Linked DNA regions of Homo sapiens: region 2 is linked to region 1. Evidence: read pairs that join two places in POLR2A ChIA-PET (ENCODE). Cell type or tissue: CD4-positive, alpha-beta T cell. All regions are shown on one strand. Region 1 overlaps TNFRSF1B (TNF receptor superfamily member 1B). Region 2 overlaps VPS13D (vacuolar protein sorting 13 homolog D).

Region 1 (5,000 bases):
GGCCCTGGTCATAGACCCATGTTACAGAACATGGGAACTGGGCTCTTCCTGCCTTGGTTTTAGCCAAGAACTGGCAAGGCGAGAACACACCCCAGGGCAGCGAACTGCCCGGCTTTAGTGGGGTGTTAGATGGCCCGTGTGGGCCTTGCAAAGGAGGGGGCCTCCATCCTGCCTCCAGGGTAAGTGTGGGGAAGCTGACCTGTGACTCCTGGGGCTGGCAGTTCACCCCCAGGCTGGCACCAGGCCCGTTCCTCAGGAAGCCTTACATGGGGAGACCATGGCAGGCCCGCTGCTGTGACAGTGTGACAGAGGCTTCGGTGGGGCAAAGGAGAAGAGTGCAACAGGCCAGATGTGGTCCTCCTTGACAGGGACCTTGGGCTAACTCACAGGGACTTTGCTCAGAGGAACACTGGAAGGGTAATGTGACCCCAAAACAGAGTCTGGGTGAGTGGACAAAACCCAGGGGCCGGGGTCTGTGAGCAGCCCAGCCAGAGGACGATGCGGCTGTGAGAGCCTGCAAGAAGGTGAGCTTCTGAGAGCTGCCGAGGGCCGAGCTCCAGGAAGAAAAGACCCCGCTGGAAGAGTAAGGCTGACCCGGTCAGTCAGGTTCCACCCTCCCTGCACACCGTCCCCTCTCTTCTGACCCCACGCCCCCTCACCCTGGAGGACTCAGGAAGCACAGCTGGTGGACAGGGCTGCAGGTATAAGATTCGCTCAAGACTAGGACTCTGCTGGAGCCCTTAGCTGGTAAGGGGCAGGGCCAGGTGGCCAGGGCAGGTCTGATTCTGGAGTTTGCGTCAGCTCTTGGGGAATTGAGCAACCCCGGGTCAACTGACTTGCTGCTTGTCCTGTTCCCAGGCCAAGGCCCTGCAAGTACCCGAGGTGGGGGCCCTCAATGCCTTCTCTTATTTATAAATAGCGAGAGAGGAAGGAAAGAAGGGAGGCCTGGAGGAGAAGGAAAAAGCTGAAAGCACGGCATCTGTGGTGCCCTCTGCTCTTCCGGCCGCCATTAGCACAGCCTTCTTTGGGGATCTTCATGGCTTTATTATTATTTTTTCATTTATAGAAAGAGACCGGGTCTTGCTATGTTGTCCAGACTGGTCTTGAACTCCTGGCCTTAAGCGATCCTCCTCCCTCAGCCTCCCAAAGTGCTGGGATTACAGGCGTGAGCCGCTGTGCCCGGCCTTCATGGCTTTTCAATGTTCCGGAGATCCCTTTTAGATGCCGTACCCTTGGGAAGAGGTCATGCTCCCAGCCTTCCCCAGGGGGTCCCCCCTGGGCAGGGATCTACCCGCTGAGAACGGAAGATGATGCGGTGGGGAGGTGGCCACAGGGAGAAGCTTCAGGCTTTAGGGGTCGAGATCAAGCCTTTACACAGAGCTGGAAGAACAGAGACTGTTCAGATCCAGGAAAAGTACCTACTGTGTGCAGGCACAGTGCTGGGCACGTTCATATACCTTCTCTTTATTTTATCCTAGCACTAACGCAATGAGGTCAGGATGATCCATTTTACAGATGCAGACATTGAGGCTTGGGAGATTTCGTGCAAATTGTCCAAGGTCATGCAGCCAGTGAGCGGCACTCCAGGAGCTGATGGCAGCAACATCAGCCTCTGTGCCCTCTGACAGTTTTGTACCCTGTGATCTTGTCCTGCTCCCTCATTTTACAGACAAGGAGCCCACAGAGGGGAGTGACTCTTCTGTGAACACACTGTGAGCAGGGGCAGGTGGTTCAGTGACTCTCCCAGGCAAAAGGGTCTCCAGGGTCTTAGGGCAGGGGCCAAAGCTGTGGGGAGGGGCAGAGGTATCTGCCCAAGGACCCAGGGACCCCCACACAGAGGAAACCCTCTTCAAGCAATGCGGAAACCACGTCATTTGCATGGCGGGTCGCGGGGCCCCTAGGGCGTGGTGGGAGGCAGCAGAGGCATTTGGGTCTCAACCTTGGGGGTTCACAGGAGCCCCATGGACTGCAGGGTGCAGCTACATCAGGCCAGGTCGTCACAGCAACGCCAGGGCCAGTGACAGCGGAGGCCCGTCTGCCGTCACGGAGAGGAATGGCATCTGCGTTAGGAAGGACTGACCACATCACAGGCAGGCAACCCGGGGGTGACACATCCCACTCCCGACTCGCTGCCTGTGATGTTGCTTTAGAAATGAGCTGGGGGCAGACAGGAAGACTGGGCTGGTATCCGGTTCTTGGAGCCAGGCTTTGTGCTAAATGCCAGGGTACAAAGACGCCGGGCATGGTCCCTGCCTGCAAGGAACCCTGAGTCTAATGAGAGACGCCCCAGCCTCTCCCACCGTCACCCTCCAAGGGGCCTGCTGATGTCGCCTGCTCCATCTCCCACGACCCCTCCTCCTCGCTGCCCTCAGCATCTCCTGCCAGCTGCAGGCTCCTTGGTCTTGGTTCCCAGCCTTCTGTCCCTTTCAGATGGACCTAAGCCCCCTTCCTACAATCAAGCCTGACTCTCCTTAAAAGCTTCCAGCGGCTGCCACCACCTGCGCAACCTCCTTAGCCCCTGCCAGCATCTCCCACCTGTATTCATCACTCACCTGTTGCTGTCACAACACAAAGCAGCACCTGGCTCCTCCGCCCCCTTCTCCATGCCCGTACTGCTGCTGCCTCTGCCCAAACGTCCTGACCCGCCACCCCCGACCTGGCAGTGCTGACTTCTCAGCTTCTTTCAAGAGTTCCCTCTGCCATCATTTCAGGGAGGTCAGAGGTCCCTCCTAGGGGCTCCTGTGACAACCCGGGTGCATCTCTATACTGCCCACACCCGACCAGTTTTGGTTAATTATTGGTTCCCTCGTGCCTCCCCGCAACCTTGACACCCTTGTATGGGCGCTGAGCCAGACACAGACACGTGGGCTTTGATCCCAGTTCTGCCATTCCCCCACCTCCACTTTATCATCTATAAAATGGCGACAGAAACAGTGCCCCCTTCACAGGGCTTTATGATTCATGAAGTCAGTATACGTGGCGTGCTTGGCACCGTGCCCGGCAGTGGAAAGAGCTCAGTGTCACCCGTGCTTCTGCTACTCATCACCCTACACACAGCCAGCACACAGCCCACAGCTGGCGTCTCATCGATGCCGAATTGCTCAACAGAAGCAAAGTTTTAATTTTCAATTAGTTGAAATGAGCTGGAGCTAGCATGAGAAATGGGCAGGAAATGGACTTACAAAGAGAGGGGGCGGCGTCCTCAGAGCAGCAGACTGAGTGCACCAGTGTTCAGGTGACAGCGGCTCACGGTCTCCTCCACCACCACCTCATTGGAGGGTGAGGTAGGCATAGCGCTCAGGAGCCTGGCCACCTGGGGTGGAGTCTTGGCTCTGCCTCTAGTGAGCTGCAAAACCCTAAGTACGTCAGTTAATCTCTGTGCTTCAAAGGCCTCTTCTGTAAAATGGGGATGATGTTCCCCTGCCCCCAGGTAGCTGTGACAAGGAAGGGCACTCTGTGTAGTTAATGCATCGGTCTCTTGCGCATTGCACCCAAGAAGCACCCGCTAAATGTCAGCTCTTCTTTTTTTTTTTTTTTTGGAGACAGAATCTCACCCTGTCACCCAGGCTGGAGTGCAATGGCGCGATCTCGGTTCACTGCAAACTCCGCCTCCCAGGTTCAAGCGATTCTCCTGCCTCAGTCTCCTGAGTAGCCAGGCTAAATGTCAGCTCTTAGCCCTCGGCTCTCTGTGCCCTGCCAGCATCTGCCCGCCCCTAGGGGAAGTGACAGAGAGCAGCCCTTTTGTTTTCACCTCACAGTCAACGAAGCCAAAGGTCTGGGAGGAGCTCGAGGGGTCTGGAGGCACAGGGGTAGCAGCGCCAGGCAGGCCCTGGAATCCTGCTCCCCCACACTAGTGGGGGTGCAGCCAATTTCATACCTGAGATGAGCAACCAGCCCTGCCCAGACTCCTGCCCAACCCAGCCGGGGTAACCAGCCAGCGGTGACCAGGACCGGGCTGGCCCTGTGACCGACTGCAAAAGCTCCAGGGACAAATGGGGTTGACACTGACCAGAATCAGTCCACTGGGGCCGGGCACGGTGGCTCCCGCCTGTAATCCCAGCACTCTGGGAGGCCAAGGCAGGTGGATCACCTGAGGTCAGGAGTTCAAGACCAGCCGGGCCAACATGGCGAAACACCATCTCTACTAAAAAAAATACAAAAAATTAGCCAGGCGTGGTGGGGCACGCCTGTAGTCCCAGCTACTTGGGAGGCTGAGGTGGGAGAATCGCTTGAACTCAGAAGGCAGAGGTTGCAGTGAGCCAAGATCACACCACTGCACTCCAGCCTAGGCAACAAGAGCAAGACTCCATCTCAAAAAAAAAACAGAATCGGTCCATTGGGCTCAGGGCTCAGGGCTCAGGACAGGCAGAGCTAAGGCCAGAGAGGCCGCATGTTGCAAAAAGCAGGTGGAGAGAGCATGCTCCTCACCTCCTATGTTCCCACCCTATATCCACGGCCCAGTCCAAAGGCTTCCTCCTCCTCCCTCAAGCCTCTCGCCCCTTCCTTCCTGTTCTCTGCTTCTTCACCAACCCAGAGCTGTCACCTGAACCATGTTGACAGCCTCCTCATGGGCCTCCCTGCCTCCAGTCTCTCCATCTCATCTGTGCTTCACACTGAGGCCACAGTGATCTTTGCCCTGTCACTCTCTTGCTCAAAAACTATAATGGCTCCCCACTGCCCCAACTCCTGATAGGAGTGTGTGTGTGGTGGCTGAGAGCATGGACACTGGAATAAGGATGCTGGCTTGAATCCACACTCCTCCCCTCTTAGCAGGCAGCCTTGAGGGGGTTTTGTTTTGTTTTTAAATAAAGGAGTTCATAGACCTCAGTCTTTTCATCTGTAGAATGGGACTGATAAATGCACATACCTCCTGGGGCTGATGGGAAGATTAAATAACACATGTAAAGTATTTAGAAAATTCCTCCCAAATTATAGTTGCTACAGTTTTCTCAATGTAATTGGTACTACTCCTCCATAAACTGGCCCTAAACTTACAGCCT
Region 2 (5,000 bases), 56 kb before region 1:
CGCCACCATACCCAGCTAATTTTTTTTTTTTTTTTTGTAGAAAAGGGATCTCACCATATTGCCCAGGCTAGTCTTGAACTCCTGGCTTCAGGTGATCCTCCCATGTTACTTTGTATTTTTTTTATTTGTCTTTAAATGCTATCTCCATTCTTAAACACTCATGTTACTTTGCATTTTGTTACTTTTCATATGTGGATGCAATCTACATATATATACACACACACATATATATACACACACAGATATATATATATACACACATACACACATATATATATACATACACAGATATATATATACACACACACACAATCTCTTTGAAGTCCACTCCATCAGCCAATCCAATCATACACTGATGATCATGAGGATGGATGATAACTAACATTGACTGAGAGCCTACAATATGCCAAGAACAGCTCTAAGCTCTCTGACCCACATTAATTTCTTAGTCCTCAGAACCTTACGAGATAGTTAATATTATCTCCAATTTACAAAAAGGGAGAGTGAAGCATGAAGAAACTGATAACCTACCCAGGTTACTGGTAAATGGAAGAACTGGGATTCAAACACATAGTTTAGCTAAAAAAATCAATACCCTTGACCACTATTTCAGTCCTCTTTGCATCTCCCAAAGCATCTAGAACAGTAAATATCAGTAGATGGATTGAAATGACATTCTCGGCCGGGTGCAGTGGAACATGCCTGTAATCCCAGCACTTTGGGAGGCCCAGGTGGGAGGATCACTTGAACTCAGGAGTTCAAGAGCTGCCTGAGCAACATGGCAAAACCCCATCTCTACCAAAAAAATATAAAAATTAGCCGGGCGTGGTGGTGCATGCCTGTGGTCCCAGCTGCTTGGGAGGCTGAGGCAGGAGGACTGCTTGAGCACAGAAGGTCAAGGTGGCATTGAGGTGAAATCACGCCACTGCACTCCAGCCTGGGTGACAGAAAGAAACCCTGTCTCAAAAAAAAAGAAAGAACATTCTCATTCCTATCTAGTACCCTCTCTATTCCCAAACACTGCTTAACTGTGTCAGAGACGAACAAGCAGCACCAACTTCTTTACGAAGCCATTCCCTCAGTACAATTCCATGCCCCCAAGATTGTTCTGGCCACGCTCTGTGATGTGCTTTGGATCCATAAGCATTGGGTACCATACTAACACCAGTTACAAAAGAAAAAGCATTGTTCTACCCTGCGGAGAAGCATTCTTCAAGTTCCACAGGTTCATTAAAAGCCATAAAGAATAATGTTTTTAGAAAGGAAATAAGGGCAGAAAAGCAGTTTAAAGTACCAGATAAACACAGTTGTTACAAGATACATTCTAAAACTGCTGAGAAATGTTAGTACGACTCTGTAACACATCAGATATCCATTTCTATTTACTCATTTCTTTGGCAAATGCTCTTGCCACATGATTCCTGACAGAACCAGCTCTTTGATTAGCAGGGTCGTGGTCTGCAGCTCTCTTTCTAGGCCCTGTTATCTATACGTCATACAACGTAGTTAGCTTCACAGTGGGTCTGAGAACTTCAATAAGAGACCAGAGAGGTGAACTTGACACTACTATTGCACTTTGAATGCATCCTCTTCCCTGACAGACTGCTCACTCGCACTTTCCACTTAGCTCCCGTTTCAGGACAAGAGGAAAACCAGGAGAATAGGAAAGGAAAGGAAGAGAGTGGGGAGGCGTGACCATGACGGCTCTGCCCATGGCCTAGCGCTGCCACAATCATTTGGTCAGAAAAACATGAAAAGCAACACTTTTTTTTTATTTTTTATTTTTTGCGATGGAGTTTCACTCTTGTTGCCCAGGCTGGAGTGCAGTGGTGTGACCTCGGCTCACTGCAACCTCCGCCTTCTGGTTTCAAGCGATTCTCCTGCCTCAGCCTCCCGAGTAGTGGGATTACAGGCACCCGCCACCACACCCAGCTAATTTTTGTATTTTTAGTAGAGACAGGTTTCACCATGTTGGCCAGGCTGGTCTCAAACTCCTGACCTCGTGATCCGCCTGCCTTAGCTTCCCAAAGTACTGGGATTACAGGCATGAGCCACCGCGCCTGGCCGGAAAGCAACACATTTAATGGAACATGTGAACCACCGGTACTCTATTCTCAGACTACGCAAACAGCTGTGTCACTGTTCTCTCTAACCTGCTCTGGTCCACTTACCAAAACTCACATCCACAAAGGTGAGGTTTCACTGTATTTGAAGTCTCCTTCCCATTTCCTATGATTTTACACACGTGGCAAACTGACTTTCTTCTCTTCCCTACGTATGTTAAAAAGCTCCATTTTGAGCTGAGCAAAGAGAATTTAAATTAAAACAAGGAAAGGGAGAAAATGCAGTTTTCGAATTCCCATGCCAAATCAGGGACTGCATTTACCAAGTCTAGGCCTGTAAAGGGTAAAATGTCTGAAGCTTCAGGTACTCTACTACTAAGCAAGTCAAAACCTCAGAAATTCTGTTGAACACCTCACAATAATCAATTTTAAAACTTTTATTGAGTGCTTACTATATGCCAGCAGGCTAGGGGCTTTAAATGTTATTCCAGTTGATCCTTAAAGCAACCCTCTGGAGGTATATTATCTCTGTCTAAGAAACTGAGGCTTGGAATTTCAATATGAGCTATTGTTCACATAGCTAATAAGTGACAAAACAGTATTTGAAGCCAAAGTCAATGCCACTGTCGGTACATTGTGGCTGCCTCCATAAAGCTTCATAAAGCTAAAAGTTAACTGGGACTAAGCACAGTCACCAGTAGTGTAGCTTATTTTGTTTTTGTTTTTTAATATTTAATAGTTCCTTAAAATCTACAACAATATAGCTATAAACTTAAGTTACTCTGGAAAAATCATCAGGATGATATGGGACCTTTTTACATACATTTAGTACAAAGCCATCTGGGCATTAGGTTTTATGATTCTCAGGACAACAAAAAAAATACAAAAATAGAAACGCCACCTATAAAGCTGTATCTCACCCAGAGAAATACTCACCTTTGAGAAGTGCAACTGAGAGCTGGTCAGTGTTCAGGTTATTGACATATTTTCCCAAATAGGTATTGAGAACCCAGGCTACAAGGCCTTCCAACATGACTATATCCTCAGGAAAAGGTGTTTAGAAATCATGGATCATTCTTTATTTCTCTCTTTCATGGTCACAGAAAAATCTATGAAAGGAAAATAATGAAAATCAACATAAAAACAGGATGATTTTCTAAGCCAATTTCCTCCTCTACCTGCCTGAAGGTAGATGAATGCAAAGCACAGATGTTTTGTTGGGTTTTGTTTGTTTGTGTTTTTGTTTTTGTTTTGAGACAGTTTCGCTCTCGTCACCCAGGCTGGGGTGCAGTGGCACAATCTCGGCTCACTGCAATCTCTGCCTCCCGGGTTCAAGCGATTCTCCTGCCTCAGCCTCCCAAGTAGCTGGGATGACAGCTGCCCACCACCACACCCAGCTGATTTTTTGTATTTTTAGTAGAGATGGGGTTTCACCATGTTGACCAGCCTGTCCCAAACTCCTGACCTCAGGTGATCCACCCGCCTCAGCCACCCAAAGTGCTGGGATTACAGGCATGAGCCACTGCGCCCGGCTGCAGATGTTTTAAAAGATGAGGCAAGAAGCTCTGTAAGATGTCCCCATCAGTAACTGGAGGGCCAAACCAAAACACCTACATTCTGATGCTGCTTCAGGGAATAGTCACTCTTAAATTTACCAAAAATTACCTACAATTCAAAGCTGTCTATCTTTTCAGTGTAACTGTCCATTGCTTGCTTATGTTGATTTACCTTGGGATTAGACTGCCGTGATCAGAGGTTCTCCTATGGGCATAATTTAGTAATCTCTGGAGGCATTTTTTATCATGACTTAGGGGCTGCTACTGGCATCTTGTGAATAAAGACCACGGAAGCTGCTAAACCTACAACACACAAGACAGCTCCCACAGCAAAGAATTATCCAACCCAAATGTCAACAGAGCCAATGTTAAGAAACCTTATCCTAGATTAAGACAGAAAATGCCGTAAGAGATTGTCTGAATGAAATTCATGAAAGAGGCCGGGGGTGGTGGCTCACGCCTGGAGTCCCAGCACTTTGGGAGGCCGAGGCAGGTGGATCACCTGAGGTCAGGAGTCCAAACCCAGCCTGGCCAACATGGTGAAACCCTGTCTCTACCAAAAATACAAAACTTAGCCAGGCATGGTGGCAGGCACCTGTAATCCCAGCTACTCGGGAGGCTGAGGCAGGAGAATCCCTTGAACCCGGGAGGCAGAGGTTGCAGTGAGCCAAGATCACACCACCGCACTCCAGCCTGGGTGACAGAGTGAGACTCCATCTCAAAAAAAAAAAGAAAAAGAAACTCATGAAACAAACCTGAATAAAGTTGGGGGTGGGGGGAGAATTCACATTCTTTAATGATCCTCATTTAGGCCGCCCAAATTAAATGTCTCAAATTTGTTCATGAGGATCACTTATAAAATAATATACATGGGAGAGAGGCGACAGTGCTTTATCACTGTTCTTAAATGTCCTGGAACTGCATTACTGGTACCTGGGCACCAGATGACGCTGATACAATGAACAATCTTAGTCGATTATTACAAACCCCAAACTCCAGAAATCCTCTGGCTCCAGCCACGGTATTTAGATTTTGTAGGTACTACTGCCTGTTATAATAACTGGTGTTTACCAGTATTACCAAAAAAAAAAAAAAAAAAAAAAAAAGACTAATTTTAGTATTACAAAAAGTCAACATGAGGGAAACTGAGACACAAAAGTTTAACTGGGTTCTGAGATTGCTCAACTAGAAGATCCCAGTGGAAACTGTGAGCCTCAAATCTTGTTCTGATCCACCATGTCAGTCATCAGCCACCCTGCCAGGCACTACAGACTTGCCATGGCACGCATCCCACTGGAGCCAGCCTACTTTCAGGATCCTCTCCAAGCACGCTGCCCCACCTCTAGTGATTCATCTTAGTGCCAGAAGATACACCTATCCC

The links. Peaks named below come from ENCODE experiments on the same cell type or tissue, not always from the same donor. Only the 100,000 strongest peaks of a DNase experiment are listed, where the experiment ranks them.
Region 2: POLR2A ChIA-PET joins it to region 1 with 5 read pairs; 3 of 35 experiments call an interaction of 5 or more read pairs at or near these places.

What each region holds. Positions count from the first base shown.
Region 1 is chr1:12,176,333-12,181,332 of GRCh38, reverse strand. The region is part of intron 1 of TNFRSF1B (TNF receptor superfamily member 1B); the gene reads right to left. LOC124903844 (a long non-coding RNA gene) reads right to left here. Exons shown (of 2, transcript XR_007065466.1): 1 at 3,183-5,000; 2 at 1,024-1,380. Among named protein-coding and RNA genes, the nearest start is that of TNFRSF1B, 12 kb to the right of the region's middle. RefSeq lists an enhancer at 1,466-2,433. In CD4-positive, alpha-beta T cell, no CTCF peak of the experiment used is centred here; DNase peaks (open chromatin) are centred at 825, 2,072, 3,012 and 3,272; H3K4me3 peaks cover 2,228 bases; H3K27ac peaks cover 4,608 bases.
Region 2 is chr1:12,232,363-12,237,362 of GRCh38, reverse strand. It overlaps VPS13D (vacuolar protein sorting 13 homolog D), which reads right to left. Exons shown (of 70, transcript NM_015378.4): 2 at 3,000-3,172. The coding sequence starts at 3,096. Among named protein-coding and RNA genes, the nearest start is that of VPS13D, 4.8 kb to the right of the region's middle. In CD4-positive, alpha-beta T cell, no CTCF peak of the experiment used is centred here; no DNase peak of the experiment used is centred here.